Linked DNA regions of Homo sapiens: region 1 is linked to region 2. A link is a loop called in an ENCODE intact Hi-C map of the cell type or tissue named here. Cell type or tissue: K562. All regions are shown on one strand.

What was found. Peaks named below come from ENCODE experiments on the same cell type or tissue, not always from the same donor. Only the 100,000 strongest peaks of a DNase experiment are listed, where the experiment ranks them.
Region 1: it touches region 2 in a loop (3-fold over the local background); 4 of 110 quality-filtered maps call a loop at or near these places.

The regions. Positions count from the first base shown.
Region 1 is chr2:195,485,781-195,488,280 of GRCh38, reverse strand. No RefSeq gene overlaps it. Among named protein-coding and RNA genes, the nearest start is that of LINC01825, 46 kb to the left of the region's middle. In K562, no CTCF peak of the experiment used is centred here; a DNase peak (open chromatin) is centred at 1,090.
Region 2 is chr2:195,321,415-195,323,914 of GRCh38, reverse strand. The region is part of intron 1 of LOC105376755 (a long non-coding RNA gene); the gene reads left to right. Among named protein-coding and RNA genes, the nearest start is that of LINC01825, 210 kb to the left of the region's middle. In K562, no CTCF peak of the experiment used is centred here; a DNase peak (open chromatin) is centred at 1,414.

The DNA.
Region 1 (2,500 bases), 160 kb before region 2:
TTTTTTGCTCATAAACTATATGCCAGATACTTGACATGCAGTATTTTTCATGGCATCATGAATTGGATAGTATCCCCATTTTGCAAACAAGGCAACTAAGGCTCAGAAAGTAAGAATAGACTCCCCAAGATCATATACATTCTAAGTGGCTCTTTCTAATTCTGAAGACCATGCTTTAGGTCACACTGTGCTGTAATGACTTAGTTGTAGAAAAGCAATGGGCAATAAATGTCATTTGGTTAACATAACCTGAAATTCTACTGCAGGCGATTTCTATTTCTCTGTCATTTCTCCTGTTTTGATACTTCATGTTTTCTTTCCTCAATGTCTTGGAAAGTACTTCCAGAAGGCAAAATTTATACAGATTTTAATCTTTGTGGGATGAAGCACTCATTTATTTATAGTCTTACAGAATGTTATCGATACTTTTTTTCTGTTCCATGTAGTATTGTTTTTTTTCCCCCTTTCAGTTTAAAATACAGGCATGCACTTAAATATTTCTAATAACATGTGGTAAGGGCTGGGTCTCTGCAGATCTAAGATCCTCCTGTACCAAAATACAGATCAATGTGATGGCTTGTGATAATAAGGCTGCTCCTCACTCCCAGAGGAATTGTCAAATCCTTGTGTTTGTTGAAGCTTTGTGTTCCAACTTAACTATCCCTGACAATCTGTTTCTTACCTGTTTTAAGATGCTGCAGAATTCTTTAAAAACAAGATGGATTTTGTTTCTAATAACCATAATTATTTTTAAAAAGTGCCTTTGTGATGAGTTGCCTATCATGTGCCTGGTGAACTGAACTTTAAATGACCTTTTTGCCCTTATTATTGCAGCCGTTGCCTTCCAATTTTATATATAAAATATGAAGGAAAGGGAATTTAAAATAGAATTTATTGAGGTACACACAGCTTCAGCAGCTGCTGTTACAAGGGTATCATCAAATACCAACACTGACAAAAACCCATGGGGTCTATTTTCCAATTCAATCTTGAAGGAAATTTACAATAGTGAGTGTCTATGGCAGTTGAGGTTGGGTAAGATTTAGATGACTCATTTCCCTTATCTAATGAATTCAGGCCCTGCAAACTTTGCAAAAGCTTTAAACTGACAAAGCACCAAGAGAGTTGATGTGAAATTGAAAGACAGCTGGCATGGACTCAGAGCCTCTTGAGTTTAGCTCAGAAAGCTGCAAACCTGTACAGCTGCACAACTGTCAGGATAAAGATTCCAGCATAAAGATAGTCAAAATATTGCTACAGATGAAGAACTTTATGTCTAAAGCCTCTATTCCACAAAGAAGAGTCATTTTAAATAAAGAATGCACATGGCATTTTTACATTTATCTTCATTTTGCTAAGATAAAATAGATGAGAATGTTTCAATCTCCAACAACTTAGGTTAAAAAATTCAATTAAATATGAAAAATAGTTTTAAAATTTTTAAATGATCAAATCATTTTCCTGGAAGTAAAACAACTTTGATGTGGTTTTCCTTTTCAGGCTGTCTCTTTCCGATTCCTCGGTTTTGACAAGTCATAAGGATAATATAACACTTTGTTTTATTATGTGGTGAGAAACTCTTCAGAATGTTTCTGGGTAAGAGCACACTTAAATCATTAGGTGGGGAAACAAAGCTTGCTAGGTTTGGTGTTTTCAGGCAATAAATGATATCATCAATTATAATTTGTATACCCTTTTTTTAAGCAGAAACAAAACCCAAGTCAAATGGCATTTATGGCACAATTGACATTTTACTTATGGGAAGATAACTCAACATTAAAGGTATAGTTCGCTGAACAGTGATTACAAGGCTTATTGTATTAATGAGAACTAAAAAGTTCGACTACATATTCAAAGGATCCCCATGGCCTTTTATATTGCCCATCACAAAATCCTTTTCAAGCAATTTAAATTGTATCATGATTGGCTATTGGTATTTGAGAAATGGCATTAAACTCAGGCAAATAGTGAAATTCCACTGTATAGAATGGTATCTGTAAAATAAAATATAAATGCAAAACTGAAAAAATAGGAGATAAAATCACATGATTTTTACAATGACAGTATGTTGTTTAAAATGCAGAAAAAAATATGCATGAGTAGTTCCAAATCTTTATTTTATTCTAGGTGTTTTATGTCTTCTTAGACTGTTAGATCTAAAAAACTCCCTTTTCAATCCTACTATGTATAATGAGACTAAATCATAAACTATGTTTAATGCATTTTAAATTCATATGCAACTTGTCAGCACCTCCATTTAAAAATGATTTTACTTTTCATAATTTTATGACCACTTGGCTATAATATAAAATGCTAAATATATCAGTGTATGAAAACAAATTGAACTTGTAGACTGTGGACTCCTGTACATTACTCAAGATTTAGGTGAAACGCATGTAAAGCTTTTTCTGGCCTTGACTAGAAAGAAGAGGAGAGCCAAAAAACAAAGAGGAGAGTCAGTCTCTTCTTCTTTGTTTTTTCATTTCTGTACTAAAATTTA
Region 2 (2,500 bases):
GGACACTGAAAGCAAACTAAAAGCTCCTGCATATTATAATCAGGACATCATGAGTGGCATTCTGTGGGAAATATTTTCCCTCCATTTTGAGTGTGCTTATGCTACATCAGTGACATTCCTAATCTTCTTCAGAGCTGAAATGTAATATTGCATGGACAGAATTTACTGTTGTAATTAGACCAGATCAGGATGACATGGATTAATGGATAGCCTTAATAAAATAGTTTTTAATTCTTCACTGATAATTTTAAATGTAAGTTTTCTACCTAAGGCCATGAATAGATCAGAAACTTAAATCTGTTTAATATTTTCATGTAGCGTTTCTCATTATGTCTAAGTTAAAAAGGGCATTAAAAATATGCTACTTGAGGGAGAGACTAAAAAACAACTGTACAGAAAGAACTGTGCTTGATTTTGTATCTTGAATTTTAAACTAAGGTAGCTTCTTATGAGAACAATCCAGAGAGTTATTATGATTTTAGCATTGAGAAGACTATTAATGTGAAAATTGCTTTATTATCATTTTGACCTTATTACAACATTTAGGTTCACGGTAGACCACCTATTAAGTGATTTTTCACCTTTGAGAACAGAGGCATAGGTAAAATTGTTTTTATTAACATAAAGTTCATATTATATTAATTTGCTGTATAAGCATTCATAATACACAAAGGCTGACTAGTTCTTGATGTCAAAGGAATTGTAGTTACAATGCTCCACGGAAAAGGAAACCCTGAACATTGTTACTCACATCTTCTGTGATTTTTTTTTTTTTTTTTTTTTTTGCTATAATGCAGTGAATGAATTTCAGCCATCATTTACTGAAATCTGTTGCCTGGGGGCTTAGAACATTCTTTATATTTAGCAAGCAGGAAAACTAAAATCGTGGCATATGAATAATGAAACAGACATATGTACTCCCTCTGGTGAAGTGGAAATAAATACTGTACACCTTTACAAATATTAGTTTATTTGTCCATTTTACTTCTATCCATAGGATTATTTTGCATTCTTTTTCAATGAAAATGACTAGAAAGTGTTCACAGTTGATAAATACATTTTCAGAAATACTAAGGCTTATATTGCATTAGTAAAATATTTTTGTTCTTTATAATTTTATATAGTTTTTAAATTAAAAAAGCATATAATAGGTGGTAAGTGCTAATGATGGTAATCAGGCATCTGGAGCGGAGGAATAGTTAAAATTAAAGCTTCCTTTCCTACTCAGAAAGTGACCTAGAAACGGCTTTCAGTGCCTTAGGATATTTGGCCTTGCCAGCCTTAGGGAGGGTTGAGAGGTGCAGGTTGTCTCTGAAGTTTGTCTTTATGTTCTATTAACAAGTCTCAACCTCGAGGCTGTGTCTGATTTATGGGCTTGGCTTGGTTCCACCCCTCACAGAGGTGGACTAGGGAAGCAAAGGCAGCAGCCAGGCTATCCGTCACCCAGAAGCTAACTGTAACCAGCTGATTTAGATTCTCTGCCTTGCTTGCTTTTCCTGAACTGTTCTTCATTATCATGATTCTGGTGCTCACATTATCTGAGACGGCAGGCTTTCCAATATTTTTATTTAATTTTTTTCAGTTTGTACCTCTTCTGACTGGGGTAGTTTACTTGATAGTGTTTAAATTCAGTTTTTTTGGAATACTGTGATTATGACTTTATGAATATATTAGGGATAAACATGCTTCTGTATAGTCTTCTTAATATTTAAATGTTTGAAGATAAGGGATGAATTTGGAAACTGAATTTCTCTCTCAGGTTTATTTATTCTTATTGTCAATTGTTAGCTACTCAGGAATGGCTTTAAGCCAGAGCAGTTAATTCTTTTCTTACCTTGGTGAAAGTGGGATCCAAGACTTTCAAGAGTCAGCTGAAAGGGTGATGCTGCACATTCTATCACTGGAGAGGGGAGAAAGCAGCCTTTTAAACTATTCCTGCACTCAACAGTTTAGTTATCATTATTTTATTGAGAAGAATAACCAGAGCTTAGCCACACTCAAATATAAAAGTACTACTGGCTATGTGTTAAGTGTGTTAGTACATTATTTCATTTAATGCTTTAATTTCATTATTTCATTATTCCCATTTTTACATGTGGGGGTTCTGAAGCTCAGAAAGGGTCATTTATCTGCCAAAAAGTCACATAGCTTGTAAGCAGTAGAACCAATACTTGGGCCTCATGGACTCTGTAATGCATGCTCTCAACTACTGTGGTGATTAATAATAGCGCCCAAAGACAAAAATAAAGGAGTTAAAGCATTGTATCATTTTTTTCATGAGTTGTTCTAGCTCCATTACACAATGACTGTTTTAGAAACTGATCAGAAAATATGCCCTTAAATGATTCTAAAAATCCTTTTTTAAATTACATTTTAACTCTCAACTTGGAGAATATATAATAATCACTGGTGTTTTACAGTTACCAACGATGAGGCAGCAGTTGTGGTGATTATGAATTATTGCCTTAACCAATTTATTTTGCTGTATTTTTCTTTTTAT